2 separate regions of the Homo sapiens genome follow, and region 2 is linked to region 1. A link is a loop called in an ENCODE intact Hi-C map of the cell type or tissue named here. Cell type or tissue: dorsolateral prefrontal cortex. All regions are shown on one strand. Each heading gives the region's core, and the rest is flanking DNA. Links, peaks and the distances in the headings are about the cores only.

Region 1 (11,461 bases), core at 1,972-9,971:
CCAATGGCCTATCATTTTTTTCTTGCTCATTTTAAATTGGAAAAAGTTGTTAATATCTGATTTTGGGGCAAGCGTATGAAACAGGTAATCTCATGTGGTCTTAGAAGAAATATATATTCCTACAGTCTTTGGAGGGCAATTTGATAGTTACTACCAAAAGCAAATTTACCCATGAATTGAGTAATTATCTTTACCTCCAATGTTTTTTCTCCATATCTATATTGATAACTACACAGAGATATAATAAGGATATTAATTGTAACACAGTTTGTTTTAGCACAAAAGAATAAAACCTCAAATGTGCATTAGTAAAGGAGATGTTAAGTAAATTATGGTATATCCATTCTACAAAACAAATGCAGGCATTAAAGAAAAGGATGCTATAAATTATCTCATGCTAATATCTTCAAGATATACTTTGAAACCTTAAATCCAAATGCTGGTACAATAAATATATTAAGAGATTAGTTATGTAAAATAATAGAAATCAATATATGCATGTTAGAGTCAAGAAAGATAGGCATGTGCCAGCAAAATGAAGATGAGTTCATGGACTACTTTAAGGTTTTTCTTTTTAAATCTTGTATTCTTCAAATGTTTGACAATAATATGTATCATTTAGCGCTGATACAAGAAGGAAGAAATAGGGAAAAAATATCTATTTTGCTTTTGAATAGAGACTCAATATTGAAAGATGATAGTTCTTCCTAAAATGTCTCTATGTGCAATGCAAACGAAATGCCTTAACTACAAAGACAAGTGCCAAAATTTGTCAAAAATAATTCTACATGTATATGAAAAAAAATCATGTTTAATATGTATGTATGCAGACACATGAAGAGAAATACAGATGTTGGGATTGGGCCACCATATATTAAAACTATTAAAATTGTATAGTATTGTTAGTCTTTATATAGGCAGGTCAATGGAAAAAATTCTGAAAAGTAAATATCTATCAATCTTTTAAAGTGGCATAGTCTTTTCCAGTGTTTGCTTTTATAAACATTTACCTATCATGATTTTTAGTATTTACATTATAATACTAAATCATCTTAAATTCACTTTAGGAAATGACATGATATTATATTCTACCTTCCTTTTCCCTGGAATAGTTAACCATCCTAGGACCATTTGCTATACAACATATCCTTTGCTCATTGATGTGGAATGACAATTTGGAGCTATGATTAAAACTAAAGTGTGTTTCTGGTATTTATTTATTTATTTAGAGACAGGGTCTCACTCTGTCACCCAGGTTGGAATGCAGTGACGCGATCTTGGCTCACTGCAACCTCAGCCTACTGGGTTTAAACTATTCTCATGCCTCAGCCCCCCGAGTAGCTGGGATTACAGGAGCATGCCACCACGCATGGCTCATTTTTTTGTATTTTTAGTAGAGACGGGGTTTCACCATGTTGGCCAGGCGGTCTTGAACTCCTGACCTCAAGTGATCTGCCTGCCTCAGCCTCCCAAAGTGCTGGGATTTACAGGCGTGAGCCACTGCACCCGGCCTGGTTTTGACTCTTTTGCATTGCCTTATCTGTCTCTTTCTCTGCTCAGTGCTACCCTAAGCAATTCTAATACTTTGGACATTTTTTCATTGTTTTCATTTTTAAGCCATAGCTTATGAACTGTTAAAAATGATTTATTAATCCAGTTAAACTTTAAAAACATTTTGTTGCTTTTGTCCGCATGGAGAAAACTAATAACACTTTTTTTTGTTGTTCGTTTTAAAGTAAGTAAGTTGCTTTATTGGTTACCAGGAATGACTGTATATTGCTGGTGAGTTGTTTGGTTTGCTTTCTTTTTTTTCTTTTTTTTAAGTTTTACTTTAAGTTCTGGGATACATGTGCAGAAGGTTCAGGTTGTTACGTAGGTACACATGTGCCATGGTGGTTTGCTGCACCTATCAACCTGTCATCTAGGTTTTAAGCCCCTCATGCATTAAGTATTTGTCCTAATGCTCTCCCTCCCCTTGCCTTCCAACCCTCAACAGGCCCTGTTGTGTAATGTTTCCCTCCCTGTGTCCATGGAATCACCAAATTTTGTTTGAAACTTAAAATCAATTTTGGAAGGAGCACCATATTTATAATATTGAGACTTTATGGACAAAGTATATAGCTAATTTATTTAAATGCTTTTTATGTCTTTTATCAAAATAAAGTATCTTAAACTATGGATCTCAGACATTTCTTGTTAAATTTATTATTGTGTAGTTTTCATTTTTAGTTGCAATTGTGAAAAAAATCATTGTTCTCTATATTGCCTTAATGGTTATTGCTGATGCTTAGGAAAAATGTTAATTTTTGCATGTTTACTAAAGTAACCAAAAGTTGATACCAACTTCCCAACTTCTATTATTAGTTATGATGATTATCCAGTTGATTATTTGGGGTTTTCAGGAGACAATATTATCAATTAAAAATACCATGCATTGCAGAAATGGTGGATATGAGCGTATTGTTCTGACTTTAACAGCTTTAATGTTTCATATTAAGCATGATGTTGATGTGGCTTTCCAGATAGATAATCAGATTTGCCTGTACACAAGACACAGAAAGACTGTGAGGTTGTCAATGAGGAAGTTTTTTTTTCACTGTTCCTTACCACTGCCTTCTTCAACAGATGTTCTTATTTTATTTCCTTACACGTGTAATATGTTTGTAACATATTACTCTGTCCTACTAAGAGGGTCAAAATGTCTTATCCCTTAAATCTTTAAGTTTCACTGAGATTTTCCAATAAACCATCAAACTTCAAGTCACCGATCTATCTTTTTTCTTTCATTTCACGTGTGCTAGTATCTGCTGCATGGAGATTTTATTTTAGATGCATATTAATCTTCTGCTGCTGCCTTGCAATTTGATCTTAAGCAGAGTATTAAAGGAGACAGGGAACATTTCAGAAGATGCACAATTCTTGTATATATTGAATAGCACCCATTACAACTACTGATGAGACGTTCTCCTGAAATTAATTCATAATTGATATTCTCTAATGAGTCCTCAGAAATCAGATTCCTGTAAAATACTAAGCATTTTGACATCATGAACATCTAATGACACAGAGTCAACATGATGGTAGTCTTATTTCTAAGATGTCTTTGAAATAAACACTCGCATTTAGCTCGCTAGATTTTAGCTTGAGATAGTTTATCAACAAACCGATACAAAGACAAGATAAGAAGAGATTATTCTGAAGTTTCAAGATTCTCTCTGTCTCTTCTTCTATCACTGATTCCATTCTTTTATTGCTTTCACTTTGTCTCAATCTTCTTGAGAGTTCATTCTTCCTCCAAAGAAAACTTAAATTTCATATTCTAAACAACTTTAAATCAACACTCTGAAAAGTAAATAAACATGACTTTTTATATTGCTGACAACTTTAAGTTAATGCATTGATATAATATACACATTCTCAAATTTTTAAGAAAATGTATTTTTTGAGATTTTGAATAAATAAAATATGGCCTAGAAGCTATACTTGGAACAACCAATGACTTGTGATCTTTTTAAGACATTTCTTAGTTCTATTTTGAGATCTTGTTTTTCAGTGATTCTGTCATATCAGTTTAGTACAAACCTTGAAACTCAGAAAAACTTTTACTAAAATAACTGCCTGGTCATGAGTAAGATTAAGTTGCAATAGAACAAACAGAGAGATTGGCTAAAAGAAAAGCAAAACTTACTTAAACTCAGCATAACATTTTAGATGGTATATTTTTACATTATTATAAAATTTAAAATTTATGTTAAAATATACATTGTCACACTCATGACTGAAAATAGAGGGACTGAGGAAGCATGCAGAATGGGAGAAAAGTAGGGAAACATCTTTAGTCTAATAAAGAAAAGCTGCCTGAGTAATCGGGTCTTTCTTAGGCAGAACTGTGCTTTGGGCAATGTTTGTTTTTATCCATTCCCGTGGCTTCCTTCTGCCCTCAGCACCTGGTATCCTTATCTGACCTCTTGGCTTTCCAAAGTAGAGAAAGGTCTCTATTTTGACAGATCAGAGCTCTATATTTTCATATTTTTCCTATCTCTTACCATTAAAATTTGGCCATCCATATTTATTCTTAGGGTTCTGGTATATGATTAGTTGAAAACAGATGGTGCCTGAGTCAGGACATAGCTCCGTGAAAAAAGGAGATTTAGCACAGGCTATGGTAAGGAGAATGGTAAGGAAATCTTACAGAATTGCAACTGAGTTAGGCCTAATGGCTCGTTTCTGCTTCCCTCTGCTATTTTCTCTGTTCTCTGCTTCCTTTCTCAGCCTCTGTTAACCCCTCAGGAAGGCATCCAATTGTCTTCCTTTGTCTTTATCCTTGCTTCCTTCATTGTTAATTGGCTTCATCACTGTTTAATTTTTCAGAAAAACACCTTGATTAGCCCCACTCATTTTTTTTTTCCTCATGATAGCTCACTAGTTGCCAGCCTGACATACACATTCCCTCCTTGAGTGCCTGCCCCTTCTCCATAAAATGTGGCTACAGCTGACAGGAACCCAGGGGATCTGGGACTCTTGGCAGGGCAAGATTTCCTTTGAAGAGGCTATGGGCAGGGAGGCAATGCTTGTATCTGAAACAGATGTTTTGGGACATTCGGGAGTCTTGAAGCTCTTCAGACGCCGGGGCTCCCCTGCTGAGTGACTGGTGGGTTTGGCAGCACATTTTGCTTCCTTTAGCTAATCCAGTGGGTTTCAGAGACGCAGAGGGAATAAGAGGAAACGGATAATGCTTTCCTCAGCATCAGTACTACACTTGTAAGTTTCCCTTAAGAGTGTTCCCCCCTTCTGAAATGGTAATGACATTCTGACGAGAGATTCCAAGACGTCTTAACTTCCTAGCGTGGTGTCGTTAAACACTGACCGACACACACATCCCTTAATGTGTTTTATTGATTATGTAACTTATCTAAAAAGATAGGTCAGCTCAGGCGAGGCCTCCCTCACACACTTTTCTTTCAATATTGGTGGCTGATAGATCTGCTTGCACGTGTATTGATACGAATGGCCTTGGAAAGAAAGAAATCCCGTCCTCTGTTTAAAAAACTCTGCAAGAATTAACAAGGATAAGTGTAAGGAGGTCAGTTGTCTGTCCCCAGGTGCAGAACCTTAATCTGAAAAGCCCCAAGCAGCTGGTTACCTAGGATTACACAGACCTGGTAGCTTTTGCCCTCTGCCTCTCTTTCTAGTACACACGCGCACGCGCACGCACAGGCACACTTTCCCTGATACTTTGGACATTTATTTTCCATTGTCAAACTTTACTTTCTTTTGGACATTTGGTTTTGCACTTGAATTGTTGGCATGCATAGTCAGCTTGTCCCCTTTTCTCCATCTGTAACGTTATTCAAACAGGCGTTCAGACAATGTCTTCATGAGTTTAAGATGTTTGTTTCTTTTGGACCAACACACACTCGCTAGTTCAGTCTTGCTCTCTCTCCTCTCTCCCCTGTCTTTCATGCAAACATACACCGAGTCCTTCTCCACGTGTACCAATGAATGTCTCCTCCGAGGGCTCTTGAGTTCAATGTCACGCTGGGCAGAAGTAGAGCAAGAGTAACGAGCATGTGTGGAGAGCGGACGGGGAGAGACCCTTTCTGGCCAACAGAGGGCAGCCGAGGGGAGGCGCTGGGGCGCGAGGGCTGAGCCGAGCTGAGCCTCGCCTAGCTCCGGCAGCCTCAGCTTCAGCACCAGCCGCACCGGAGCCCGGACCGCAGCCACTAAGGGCAGCGGCGGCGGCGGGAGCCAGGCGCGCAGCTAGCAGCGGCGCGGTCGGGAAGCAGCAGCCGCCGCCGCCGCCGCCGCCGCCGCGACGGGCAGCTGGGCTCGCCGGCAGCCGGCTCGGGCCCCTACCCTCTCGGCTACGTGTCTCCGGCGCCGGGCGGCCGGCGAGTCTGGAGCCCGCGCCGTCGCCGGCCGCGTCCTCCGGGCATGGAAGGAGGCGGCAAGCCCAACTCTTCGTCTAACAGCCGGGACGATGGCAACAGCGTCTTCCCCGCCAAGGCGTCCGCGACGGGCGCGGGGCCGGCCGCGGCCGAGAAGCGCCTGGGCACCCCGCCGGGGGGCGGCGGGGCCGGCGCGAAGGAGCACGGCAACTCCGTGTGCTTCAAGGTGGACGGCGGTGGCGGCGGTGGCGGCGGCGGCGGCGGCGGCGAGGAGCCGGCGGGGGGCTTCGAAGACGCCGAGGGGCCCCGGCGGCAGTACGGCTTCATGCAGAGGCAGTTCACCTCCATGCTGCAGCCCGGGGTCAACAAATTCTCCCTCCGCATGTTTGGGAGCCAGAAGGCGGTGGAAAAGGAGCAGGAAAGGGTTAAAACTGCAGGCTTCTGGATTATCCACCCTTACAGTGATTTCAGGTGAGGGCTCCCGGTCGCCGCCCCACCCTCCCTTCAGGCGCGCCCTGAAACGCGCTTCCCCGCCCTTGGGTGGGGGGCGTCCCGGGGACTAGGAGGGCGGGCGGGGGGTGGCGCTGCCGGCGGCGTCGGCTCGGGCTAAGCAGGCTCCACTCGGCGCCTCCGGGTAGTTTCCACCCAGGAGGGGCTCGGAGGATGTGCTCCTGTTGCCCGGGAATCCCGGACGGGCTCTCCTCCTTGGCCTCCTGAACTTCGGGGACAGATCAGGGAAGGATGGAGGCCACGGTCACCCTCCTGGGAGGAGGCGAAGTTGTACAAGGGAAACTTTTACTTCAGAGACGAGAGCGTGAGGAAGCGGGAAGCCACCCTTCCTCGCGCGGCTCCCTCAAGTGTGGTCTCAACCAGGAGGGAAAAGGAGGCTTCTGGGGCTCAGAAGAAGACTGGGTAACCGGAGACAGCGATTCACAAGCCCGAGCAGTTCCTGCCGCGCTCGCCCCTGGGGAGTGTGTTTAGTCTGTTTTTCTTTATAGGCGCTGGTTATCCTCGCTGTGTTTACTCAGAAACAGCGGCCGGCAGGCAAAAGAAGGGCAATTTGCACTTGGATAGTCCCTGACGTGAGGTCTCACCAAAGCCAGGCGCTTCCAGGCAGGGCAGGAGCGTGGCAGGAAGCCTCTAGTTCCTGAAACAGAGAGAGGGGGCGTTGACAGAGCCCCTTTCTGAAATAGAGCGGCACCCTTTCTTGACCTTGACTGCAAGTCTATTTCAAAAATCTTTTTCACGTCCTCCAGCTCGGGAAGAAGGACAGGAAAGCTGTCAGCAGGAAAACTCCGCTTTGGAGAATTAAAATTAAGACGTTTTCTGATCTTACTTGTCGCTCAAGTATTCGTTCGGTGATAAGCATATTTAGAGATTGTCAAATGAAGGTCGTGTAGTAGATCCTCTTATTAGCGTGTGCACGATTATCTTAGCTCCTGAACAAGGCTGGACTTCCCATTTTAAAATCCAGAACTAGTAACTCCTAATAACTCAGGGTGATATTTATTTATTTGGCCGAACTCGTTCGAAAAGAAAAGAAGAATCAACTAAAGGAGTATGTGCATATACTAAGTATTCTTTATAGGATAAATATAGCAATGTAAAGCAGCCTTGGAGTTAGTTTAGAAACTAAGGGAAATTGTCACCAACTACATGCCTTAACGGGAGCTGTCCACAGTTCTGAATGACATTAGCTGTGAAAAATCCACAGTCCCGCCACACAAAGGCTCAGAGTGACGGTCTTTGCCTTCTTTGAGATATTTATCGTCTCAGAAATCAGTAGCCTCCGTGATCTATGCAAAGAGTGAATGGATTTTAGAAAGTGTATAATTTTAAGGTACTTATTTGTAAAAACACACAGCAAAGTCCAAAGGAGAACTTATAAAACCTAATGACGTTTATAGTCTAGAGAACATTAAGAGTTTGATTGAAAGAACGTTCATTAAAAATTTTAAAAAAAAGAAAATGTTCATATTAAAAAGATGTAATAAATAATCAAACCTGTTTCCTCCAGTAGGAAGATAGGGAAGCAAACTTATAAATGACCCTGTTCTAAGATGTATAAGGTTGTCATGTTCTTTAGAATTTTAAAGGTGGGAATCAAGTATAGAATATTATCTTTTCCTCAGTCCCCAATGGAAATATATTTCACCTCATTTTAAAATTTTTAAATGAAAATAACTTACATGAAAAAAGTCTCCAGTCTTAATAGCAAAAATAAATGTGGTATTTCCAGAAATGTACCAGGTTCAATATTAACATGCAAAAATGCTGAACTTTTAACATTTAATTTCACTCAATAAAATGATTACATATGATGCTTTTATTTTTTCAGCAATGTGAAAAGGACTATCCCTTATCAAAATGATACCACACATCAAGTAATTAAACTTTTTCCCACTTGCTAAATAAAAACATAGGGCCACTTTTCAGGAATTAGAATAGCATGCGAAAGTCTTTTGAATGAATGGAATTACAGGATTCTCCTTATTTTCCCAAGGAAATCTTCTGAGACAAAATATCTCTTTAATAAAAACATTGTTACTGAACAAAGGAACAAATTGAAATCAGGTGATGATTTAATTTTATTATCCATTTCAAAGAAATGGGAAATGATTAAAAACTGAGCTAATACTCTAAATTCCAGTGTGGAGTAGTTTGGAATATTTGACTTTTCCCTTGTATAAATGGAAAAAAGAAAATGGCAGGCACAAATTAAGCAATTATCATTATTTAGATCTTTTTAAACTGAAAGATATCTGAAAAAATAGATTTTAAAACATAATTACAATATACACTGGTGTTCTAAAACAAACTGCAAAAATAATCATGTACTTGTTTACATTCAGAATATATTTACATCTTATTGTTTCATTTTTTTGTATGATCTCAAAACCAATATAAGATTTTCTAAAATCTATAACGTCAAGATAATGTAATGAAAGAACAAAAATAGGAAAGACAAAATTCTAGCGGTAGTTTTTTTCTACAGGGAAAGGAATGTGTGAGTAATTTTCAACAGATACTAGAAATTTTTGCGGTCATGATCTAGCCTTTACTTTAGGCCCTTTCCTGAAGGATTATTTCAGGGAGGTGCTTTACTACAATTCCTAAAATGTCAAACTTAAGTTCATTAATCATTTAACAACTGAGTGAATGACACTTAAGAGTAATTTCTATGAAGAGTGGGGAGTTATTACAAATGAAGATATCCAGAGGATTCTTTTCCTTGACACTTTTAATAAACCTTTACATGGCCAGAGAAGTTTACTATGTTCTTACTCCAGGGCATGTCGTGACTTTAACACTGTTTCTAGTTTCCCTGCTCACGATAATTTTTAAGACTGATAGCTTTCTACTTTACTTACCTCAAGGGACAAGGCTGTGCTCCCACTGAGACTTTCAGAGAGCTAGCTAGTGCCTCTTTTCCCCACCAGAGCCCAAGAGTGCTATTGCTGTGTCTGGCAGGTAGTTTTCTCTACCCCTGGCGTAAGTAGGGCAGAGTTGCTGTATTTACCTTTTTCCTCAGCAGAGGATGACAATAGAAACCTTCAGAGAGTAAAAAGCAGTCCAATAGTATAGGTACTGTTTGAAATAACTGGGTGGAAGCTACAGAATTTAGTAAACACAACAAGCTCATGTTTTTGTTTATGCTGTGGTATATAAGCACCCAAACTAGGGAAAATAGGGATAGTTACTTAAAAACAAATGTAGCTCGATTTTTCTGTAGTGACAGTATGGTCTTAGTCTTATTGAATTTCATGTGAACAACACATAGACACATTTAATTTGGAGGTTAAATATGATTTTTAAAAATTCATGGTGATTTTATATTAATTAGCTAGAATTTTACTAAGGTTTAAAAGTGATGCTTGGCAAGCATTGTGCTTCCATAGCCAATTGATAGTTATGATATAATCATTTAAATAGGTTGAAAGAATATTTAGAATACTTTTGTGGATGATTTTTATTATGCAAGCAATTTATCTTGGAAGAATTTATCACCAGACTATTTGCCATTTTAGGGATTCTGTCATTATTTTGTTCCATCATGCTTACACAAAGGGACTTTTAAAAAGAATGCTCCTTTCCATATGTATTGCCAGCCAACATCTTGCTCCTCATAACGGAGGCAGTTTTGTATCTTGACTTCTTATTTTTTTCAATTTCTTTTCATCATTAGTATGAGTGTGTGAAAAGCTTATTTTGTTGTAAGTACTCAAGGACTCTAGAGATGGGAGTTACTTCCTGAAGATACCGTCACATCCGTTCTTCCATCTCTGCTTTGAATTGCAGCCACAACTGTACTGATATCAGAGATCACTGATGTGTTCATTAGGGAAGGGAGGCTTCACCCATATTATACAGTTCATAATAGAGAGAACATTTGCTTCCAGGAGCTTCTCACAAGAAAACAATTCAACCTTCTAGGGTTTAAAGACGAATTAGCCTACTGTTATGTTATCTTTGTGCTGAACACACTCTGTATCTGCCAGCAATGCTTATTTTATTTGCTTTTCATATCAACATAGCCAAAATTAACCATAAGAATTTATTTTTTTTCTATGTTAGGTGAACCTTTTTGTGCTTTAAGTTCAATTACATTTTTCTTAGTGGCTCTAGCAACTGTTAGACACAACATGAAATTTCTTCAAAGATTTAAACGTGTGAATTTATTTAGTTACTTTTTCTTAGTATACATGTAAGTTATGCAACTTTAAATTTTAGCAAATGTTTCACTGTTGCATTTAGTAGATATTATGATTTATACTATTAAAATATTATAAGATAGTTTTCATTTTTTTCTGAGCAACTTTCCCTTTAAACCTCCTTCGGGGTATGATTATAAATTGAGAATCAGTAAAGAGGTACACTTTACTAATCATATTTAATTATGTGGACTTGGGTTTATGAACGTGCCTGTTGAATAATGAAAGAAATTTAAATGCACTGGAAAGATATATTACTTATTATTTGTATCATAGGTTCATTTAAGAAAATTATATTCAACTATATCTGCTTGATCAAAAACCACAAACCAAAACAACATCACCACCACAAAGCAAGATAAATAGTATTTGTAATTCTGCATTATTATACTCAATGCACCTATGTCCTATAGTGAGCAGGAAACCAGCAGAATGCATTTAGTATGATTTTCAGGTGATAATCTTATCATTCTGAATATAATTCTTGTGTTTAGCAGATAATTCACTTCATTATTTAGAAACAACAATTGGGCTCCGGAAAAGAACTTTCAAATAGAGTCTCTTGTAAGTACAGTGCAAATTATTGCAGATCATTAGCACTACATGAAGAGTACTGAGCATTTGCAGGGTCTGTGACAAATTTTCATTTTATCATTTTGTGTAAAGGAGTAACAAACTATGAATTAGGCTGACACTATATATTTTAGTTGTAGAAATAGTGATAATAAAGAAAAAAGTCTGCATGCACTATGAAAATTATATTTTCTCTAAGTACTTTTCTTCTAAAAATAATTTTCTTTGTGAAGGCATCTGGATGTACAACTTACCATTAGTTTTACAGGAAAAAAAAATCAGGATTCC
Region 2 (9,519 bases), core at 1,520-9,519, 70 kb before region 1:
CTGCAAACTTTATTTTATGAAATCTCCCATGAACTATTTTTTAAAATAGCCAGCATATTAATTTTGATCCCACTGAATAGGATAGCTTATTCTGTGTGTCCAGATAATTAAAGTTATGGTTGTAACTTGGATACTTGTGTTAGGTTACTTGGCCTTTAATATAAAGTAATTTCTCATGGATTCAGTTATACCATATTTTTTAAAATGGGTGAAACAAAAGTCTCAAATTATTTTTGCCAAATTTTCACAGATAAATTGGAATAAATACATTCATACTATTATACTGCTAATAATAATTTGTATAATAATATTATACAAATAATAATACATATTATTAATTAATTAAATCCTGCTGTAAAGATGAGGGTATTAGCAACTTTTGAAAAATGCTCTTTATATATCTGCATTGTTTTAAGTTACTATTCCTATACAAAAAGCAACTGAAACAATTACATAGCTAATTATTTCCTTTTATCATATCAGAATTATCATTATCAGAATTTTGTGTTAAGCAATTTGTTTGCCTTCGTTTCTGCATATATCATCTTACTCAGCTTTTAATCAAAATTAATAAATATTTTGGCTGCATTCTGCTATGAAAATGATGCTTTCTTGGCCCAGCTCTTATGTGGTTTCCCTTGATACTGTTAGCTCTGGTCTTGTCACTTTGAATTCCTAACATTTACCTGGACTGGTATTCTGGTATTTGTTTCTTACTAGGCCTTTTCCAATTCTTGCACTCTGTTCATTTCCTTAATATTGTTTAACCAGCTTTGCTAAGAATTGGTGATTCTTTTAAAGTAAGCTCTTATGCAGAACTTTGTCTTGATGACTAGATTTGGGTTCCTATATTTGCTTTGGTGACCAAAGTGCCTTGCATTTTGCCATGATCATCAGATCACCTATGGGTAACACATGAGTGCCATTATTCATGCTTATGGACATCTCCTTCTCTTCTGTATCCTTCCTGGTTGTAACTTTTCTGGTTTTAGCTCCATGCTATCCATTCATCACCCATTGAACCCAAATATCTAGGATTTTTAGGGGACCCAACTATCTTAAAATAACTATTAATCACTCTTGGTTCCTGGTATCATTTGTCTTTCCCTTGTACTGCTATGCTATGTTAATTCTTCCAATTTGTTTTTATCAGCCCATATTTCTGAAGCAAATTGATTCTGTCTTGACATTTCTCAGCTGACTTCTATCCATAATAACTTAACATTTTTATCAGTCTGTATTGCAAGCAGCTGCGTATAACAGAGAAACCAATATAAAATTTCTTAACTAATTAGTTGTTAGTCATGTATTTTCCTCCACTAGAAGATGTCAGGAGTTAATAGGTCCGGAGTTGGTGTATCTGTTCAGTATTCTCCACAGGACCCAGATTCCTGCTTTTTTCAGCTCCCTCAAGTAAGTTGGCCTGTTACTTTTGTCATTTTGGTTGTATAATGGACAATTTTGTTTTTGCCAATATTTTAGTTGCTTCTTTTCTCCATGAAGCACACCTTTTATGCTTCTAAACTTTTCAAAAACTGCTTTATTGGGGTATAATTGACATGCGATAAACCGTATACACTTAAAGTAACTTAATAAATTTGGACCTATACATACACATACACACACACGCACACACACACACACACACACACAAAAGAATCTTCAGCTTTTCTGTATCTTGACACATTATTGAGATCAGGCATAAAGTAGATTTCATAGCATTTAGCATCAGTCACCAGTGCCTGGCCAATTAACAACATTCTTATTCCTTGTTTGTGGGAAAGTGTAAATGACCTGGTAACTGGGAGATAGAAAAAGTGTGAAATGCCTCTGGTGTAAATATTTGAGTTATGGTTAGAATTCATCTCAGTGAGCCCAGAAAATTTAGATACGCATGTGCTGTTTATATTTTCCACGCAGTAAAATGTTCTGTAATTGGATTTCTGTGTCTTATTTCCTAAATGTTGTTATTCTCTCATAAATGTACTGCTGCTCTTCTCTTCATAAATGTATACCTGCCATATAATTAAAATAGTAGCTGATGCATGAAAATGTAGGACAGGCAGTAGTGGGGAAAGTTAGGGATTTGGAGTAAAATACAATAAAATTCAAATCTCAATTCCATGATGGACTTCTTTATCCTGGCATCAGGGTTAGAGTTTGGATCAGGGTCAGAATCATGTAATTAACCTCCTAAGTGTTGGTTTTCTTGTCTGCAAAATGTCAATAATAATACATTTCTAATAACGTAGTGGTGAGTAATAATGTAATGCCTGACACAGGTCATCCTCAAAAAATTGATGCTATTAAAAGTGGTATTATTTTGTACTATAATGTCTTATCACTTGGCAAGGGTAGGTTTGGATAATGTGAAATAACTCATATTTTCTCTTCCAATTTAAATATCTGGCTGACTATGAAATTATGCATGATATGATGAGCTTTCCTGTCACGCTTTAAGAGGTTTCTATTATGGGAACAAAACTGTTAGTGTATAGAGAGAATGTTCAACAAATTTAGGGTTGTAAAGTAATTTCTCCCAGTGAATTGAGAAGTTTACATGGTGGGGGGGAAAACATGAGTGGGTTAAGGAAGCACAAACGAGTAAGAAGTTGAATTTCAAGGAGAAAACAGGAGTATTTGCTGTAAATCATGCATTTTGGTTTTTGTTTTCCCCCCCATACTTTTCTTTAGAGAAGTATCAAAAAAATCAATGTATATATGTGTATATATGAGTGTGTGCATAGGTGTATTTGCACAAATTTGTGTATGCTCACGCATTTTGAAAGGATAAAGATATTATATATTTATTTTTGTCTATTCTTTAGTTATTTTTCACGTCCCCTCTCTTCTCTTTTTTTCTCACATCTTGCCAAAACCCTGGTTCGTAAGAAATATGCTTATATATGTAAGTATCAACGTAAAGATTCACACCACATTTAAAATGACAACAACTGAAACATATCGGGGACAGTTCAAATTCAAGAGGGCTGTTAGCTCTGATTATAACTGCTCTGACCATTTGTTGGCCAGATGAAACTCCACTGTGCTATTTTGACTGAAACTCCCAGGGATTGTGCAAAATATTACTTTGGAACTCTAAAAAGAAAACATCTTGGATATAATAGCTATATACATTTAGAGGTAGGAAATTGCTATTTCAGCTGTAAAATTGTTTCGTTTGATTCAAGATGCACTTTTTGAGCTCCCTCTTTGTTTCTAAAGAGCATGGATATATACACATTACCAAGCTATAAACCATAATTAATTTAAACATAACTGGCTTTATTAATCCTTTCCATGCCTCAAAACCTTTTTGTACTATAAAAGAACGTAAGCATCAGTGCATGAAACTCAGATATAGTCAAATAATTTCACACATTTAGCTGAGATTCCAGCTTAAGAACTGAACAAAATAGAGGAGCTTGATGCCATAATATTCATAAGCATACTATGAATATTTTGATAGCCTTTCTGCCATGAACAAATTGAAAACTCTTTTTCTCCCTTTGAATCCAGGCAATTCAAATGCTATATTTGCCAGAAAATGTAATTTTAGAAATCATTAGAATTAATGCAGTCATATTTTCAAACAATAGAAATGTCCACTGCACTAAAACCATTTTCAGATATATGTAAGTCCATTTTATTATATTATGTTCTGAAATTATTATCCTTTTAGTTTGGGGACCAATGATTGTAAGGAATTCCACATTCCTTACAGGTGGCTTTCTGATCCCAAACCCAAACTTCTCCCTCTTCCTGAAGTGACTAAACCACAAAGAAAACTTCTAGCTCTTTTTTGAAATACTATGCATAGGTTTATCAAGCTAGTGAAATAGTCCTACAGGTTTACTGGTAACTGTTTGAGTTATAAACATCTTAAGTAAAACCTTAGAAAACTGAGTTGCATATGAGATATGATCCTACCATTATGTCAGTTAAACTTATATCTGCTTTTGCATTTCTGATTTTTAACAGTCAAAAGTAGGATAATCAATAAAAGAAAAAACTAAACTATTTAATTTTTAAAATATATTCCTTACTTCTGTTGTTACATTATGGCATGTTCTTGATAGTAAACATGATGTTAGTGGTGTGAATTAGTTATGATTAAGGATTCAGAATGCCAATTTTAAAGGTTAAGTTGGCTTCTTCCATAAAGTCAGATCTTCGTCAGTGATGGAAAGCACTGGAAAGTTTCAAATAATTTATGTTAGTACTAACTGGTGTCATTCTTTTAATCTCTTTTGAGGACCTAATAAAGGTGAAAGTGAAAGTAAATACCATCTTCTTTGTCTACATACCTACAAAATATTATAACCAATGTTTCTGTATCCAAGGGGGGAACACAAAGACAACCAGGTAACCCATTCCATCCTCATGAACAGAGAAGGAGTTTAGACAAAAGAGTGTTTTACAGGCCAGAGAGTTCCAGACTTGACTGCTTTTTTGAACAACTGTTGCATTTGTTGCCGCTGTTCCTGGTTATCCAATGTAATCCATTTAAAATTGTGACTAATGCCATAATACAGTATTATTTCAGGCCACTGTAGCTGAAGAACATTTTGTGATGTTGCTTAGGAAAAATCTTGGCTTAATGCATAAAGATTGTTTTTCTTTTCCGAGATGGCAGATAGAAGGCAGTGTTAGTTTGCCTCTCACACTTGGAAGAACAGAATAGTGGGTAGAGATTTTTCTTCCCCTGAGAACCACCACAGGAGCTTAAAAGGAAAACCAGAAGAATCCACAGACTCTTTGAAAGAAGTGGCAGACTGCAGCCTGCTTTGTGAGACAGGTGAAAAACCGTAAGTATCCAGAGTGTGAGAGGGAAGCACACATCCCAAGCACACAAGCACACATCCCAAAAACACAAGCATCCCTACCTCCAAGCACACATCCCTACCAGGGAATCTGAAAATCCAGGCCATGGTTTAAGAAACCCTTAATTCTACCAAAAGCTGCAATGGATTTAGGGAGTGGCATGAAATATAAAAGCAGCAGCAGCAATAGGAAGTGCCTCATAGGCATTCCCAGTCTCCAGAGTGGACCAAGGGAAGCCATCTCTGACTGTATTTCACAGGGGCCCTCAGCCAATGAGCTCCAGGAGAGGTCCCAGGGTGAAAGATGCCCCCAACTGGATTTTGTGATATAATCTCAAGTGGTGACAAACTCCCTTGAACAGAACCTGGGAAAGAGTGGAAAGTGTGTTACAGACAGGAGCATAGGAGGTGGGCACCCAGCCTTGCAGCAGACAAGGAGGGACGTGGCCTGAGAGTCATGCTTGCTTTCTCTGCAGGGAAGCTTATGGCCAGGGCAATCTGAGTTCTGTGCTCAGGCTGCCTGGATCTAAACCTAGTGCTTTTAGCAGAGCACTGTGGGAGTGAGACTGGCCTCACCGACTGTGTGGGGGCTGAGTGAGGCTTGCTGCTTCCCACTACTCCCCACTCCCTTTGCAAACTCTTCTAAGCATTAGTGGCAGTTATACTCCTCTCTGGAACATTACCCCAGCAGCCTGAGAACCAGCCTGTCTACCACAGGGGCTGCGGCCTGCCCTGCCCAAGGATAGTCTGAGCTTAGACCCACTTAAACCTGCCCCCACCTGGTAATATTTCTCCACCACCCTGGTAGCTTAACACAAAGGACATAAACTTTTGGGAGCTTTATGACCCTGCCTATTCTCTGAAAAACTAGAATACTTCTCCTGGGAAACTTAAGCCAAGCTCAAATCCCACTACTACTACTGCTGCTGGTGCTCTTCTGCAAACACCACTGCCTGGCTGGAGGCCAGCCAACATAGGCCATTACAGCACCTCTAGGTAGAATAACACTGTACCCTGGAAGGAGAAAAATGGCTGTGTGATATCGGTTATCACCACTGCCCATGACGCAATGGCTAACCAGAGGTCCTGAGTCCATCCACAGGAGAGATTCAATACTAGAATAAGCCAGCACAGTAAGCCTACTTACAACCAAGGAATCTCAGTCTATGTCCCTCTCCTGCCACCTCCATAAGAGCAGGTGCTAGGATCCACTGTTGGGAGACATGAAGACAGGTCACATCAATGGATCTCTTACAGATATTCCTCAGAACCAGAACTGAGTCTGGTAGTCCTACTGGGTGGCTAGACCCAGAAGAGCCATAACAATCACTGCAGTCTAGCTTTCAGGAAGTTCTATTCCTAAGGGAAGGAGGAGGACACTATATCAAAGGGACATCCTGTGGGACAAAAAAATCTGAATGGCAAATCATAAGTCTCAGATTTTTCCAGTGATGGGAAGTTTCTTTCAGCAGAAACACAATTACAGTGCTGGGTGCAGTAGAGAAAGTTTGCACTTCCACCCCAATAAGCAGGCGCCTTGTGATCATGAAGAGTCTTGGAGAAGGAGTCTTTGTTCCCTCCGATACACAACTGCAAACACAGCTGGGGCTTCTCCCATGGGAACACAGAATGGATGCACCTATAGACAGTCTTCCTGGAACAATTCAGTGACATTGCAGCCTCACAGGAGGAGCACTCTTCAGATTCAGCCTGTATGAGAGGCAGTTACAAATCCTCGCTAACATTCCTGCAAATGAAAAGAGGTACCTGTCTAATACAAATAGCTAGAACACTGGGACAGAAGTGAGGCTGTGAGGTGGACAGATGTCCTGCTTGCCTAGGAGGGGAGCTGAGGAAGCTCCCATCCTCCATCGTGATAAAGCCTCAGCACATCAAATTGAGAGCTACCCCAGCCACCTTCTTCAAGGCTGGGACCTCTGCTCGCCATTAGGTATTACATCTAACCACCTGCTCTAGCTACAATGAGTGCCTACCCAGGGATACCTCCCTTATTGACCTAAAGCCTGAATCATCAATTCAATAAATAAAATACTGGGGAAAATTTGAACAAATAAATAAAGTGTACACAATGAGATAAGTTTCAAGAGATCCCTGCCATTCCAACCCCACAGGAGACAGTGAACTCACCCACACACCAAATACATAACTACTACAACCAGCATCTGGGATACCAGCACACAGAGAAACTCATACAGATTCTTCACACCTAAAAGCATTAAGAATCAAATTAGGCTATAATAAACTATAATAATTAGATCCTTAAGAGGGAAAAAATAAAAAAATACAGTCCAATCAAAAATAAATTCAAGAAAAATTTGAAGAAATAGTCTACTCAATGAGAAGGAATCAGAAAAGTAATTCTGGTAATATGACAAAACAGAATTCTATAACACTAAAACAGGGTTCTATATCCCCACAAAAGATCACACTAGTTCTCCAGCAATGAATCCAAAACAAGATAAAATATTTGAAATGCAAGATAAAGAATTCAGAAGGTTGATTATTAATCTACTCAAGGAGATACCAGAGAAAGGTGAAAAACAACTGAAAAAAAAAAAACAAATCCAGGATATGAGTGCAAAAATTGTTTAGAAAGATAGATATCATAAAGAAAAAAACAATCAGAACTTCTGGAAATGAAAAACACACTTAGGTAAATACAAATTGCATTGAAAAGTTTCAACAATAGGCTAGAACAAGTAGGAGAAAGAATTTCAGAGCTTACAGACAAGGCTTTTGAATTAACCCAATCAGACAAAGACAAAGAAAGAACAATAAAAAATGAACATCATATTTACTAACATCATGTTTACTATCAAAAACATACCATAATATAACAACAGAAGTTTCCAAGAAATATAAGATTATTTAAAACAGTAAAACCTAAAAATAATTAGTGTTTGAGGGAGAAGAGAAGTCCAAAAGTTTGAAACAGTTATTTGAGGGAAAAATTGAGTAAAACTTCCCTGGCCTTTCTAGAGATCTACATATACAAATATAAGAAGCTCAAAGAACTCCTAGGAAATTAATTGCAAAAGATAATCACTAAGGCAAACAGTTATTATGATACCTAAAGTCAACACAAAGGAAAGAATTTTCAGGGCTGTGAGACAAAAGCCTCAGCTAACCTATAAAGGGACACCTATTAGACTAACAGCAGATTTCTCAGCAGGTACCGTACAAGCCAGAAGGGATTGAGGTCCAGTCTTTAGCCTCCTTAAACAAAATAATTGTCAGCCAAAGTCCAGCAAAACTAAGCTTCCTAAATAAGAGAGAGATAAAGTCTTTTTCAGACAAACAAATGCTGAGGGATTTTGCCACTACCAAACCAGCACTACAAGAAATGCTAAGAGGATGGTACTGGTACCAAAACAGGTATATAGAAGAATGGAACAAAACAGAGGCCTCAGAAATAATGCCACACATCCACAACCACCTGATCTTTGACAAACCTGACAAAAAGAAGCAATGGGGAAAGGATTCCCCATTTAATAAATGGTGCTGGGAAAACTGGCTAGCCATATGCAGAAAACTGAAACTGGACCCCTTCCTTACACCTTATATAAAAATTAACTCAAGATGGGTTAAAGACTTAAACGTAAGACCTAAAACAATAACAATCCTAGAAGAAAACCTAGGCAATACCACTCGGACAATGGCATGGGCAAAGACGTCATAACTAAAAAACTAAAACACCAAAAGCAATGGCAAAGAAGCCCAAATTGACAAATAGAATCTAATTAAACTAAAGAGCTCCTGCACAGCAAAAGAAACTATCATCAGAGTGAACAGGCAACCTACAAAATGGGAGAAAATTTTTGTAATCTATCCATCTGACAAAGGGCTGATATCCAGAATCTACAAAGAACTTAAACAAATTTACAAGACAAAAAAAACAAAAAACTTCATCAAACAGTGGGCAAAGGATATCAACAGACACGTCTCAAAAGAAGACATTTATGCAGCCAACAAACATATGAAAAAAAGCTCATCATCACTAGTCATTAGAGAAATGCTAATCAAAACCACAATTAGATACCATCTCACACCAGTTAGAATGGCAATCATTAAAAAGTCAGGAAACAACAGATGCTGGAGAGGATATGGAGAAATAGGAATGCTTTTACACTGTTGGTGGAAGTGTAAATTAGTTCAACCATTGTGGAAGTCAGTGTGGCGATTGCTCAAGGACCTAGAACCAGAAATACCATTTGACCCAGCAATCCCATTACTAAGTATATACCCAAAGGATTATAAATCATTCTACTATAAAACACATGCACACTTATGTTTATTGCAGCACTATTCTCAATAGCAAAGACTTGGAACCAACCCAAATGCCCATCAATGATAGACTGGATAAAGAAAATGTGGCATATATACACCATGGAATACTATGCAGCCATAAAAAGGAAGAGTCCACGTCCTTTGCAGGGACATGGATGAAGCTGGAAACCATCATTCTCAGCAAACTAACACAGGAACAGAAAACCGAACACCACATGTTCTCATTCATAAGTGGGAGTTGAACAATGAGAACACATAGACACAGGGAGGGGAACATCACACACTGGGGCCTGTTGGGGGGTGAGGGGCTAGGGGAGGGATAGAATCAGGAGAAATACCTAATGTAGATGATGGGTTGATGGGCACAGCAAACCACCATGGCACGTGT

Evidence for each region. A loop is a pair of places that touch in the nucleus more often than their neighbours do. Peaks named below come from ENCODE experiments on the same cell type or tissue, not always from the same donor. Only the 100,000 strongest peaks of a DNase experiment are listed, where the experiment ranks them.
Region 2: it touches region 1 in a loop (9-fold over the local background); 5 of 110 quality-filtered maps call a loop at or near these places.

The regions. Positions count from the first base shown.
Region 1 is chr5:45,690,567-45,702,027 of GRCh38, reverse strand. HCN1 (hyperpolarization activated cyclic nucleotide gated potassium channel 1) reads left to right here and starts at 5,648. Exons shown (of 8, transcript NM_021072.4): 1 at 5,648-6,359. The coding sequence starts at 5,935. RefSeq lists enhancers at 6,274-6,773, 6,774-7,275. In dorsolateral prefrontal cortex, for the core only: a CTCF peak has its summit at 5,595 (motif pointing right); DNase peaks (open chromatin) are centred at 5,637, 6,737 and 6,907; H3K4me3 peaks cover 4,725 bases; H3K27ac peaks cover 3,769 bases; H3K27me3 peaks cover 1,449 bases.
Region 2 is chr5:45,761,629-45,771,147 of GRCh38, reverse strand. No RefSeq gene overlaps it. Among named protein-coding and RNA genes, the nearest start is that of HCN1, 70 kb to the right of the region's middle. In dorsolateral prefrontal cortex, for the core only: CTCF peaks have their summits at 4,458 and 4,658; no DNase peak of the experiment used is centred there; H3K27ac peaks cover 1,479 bases.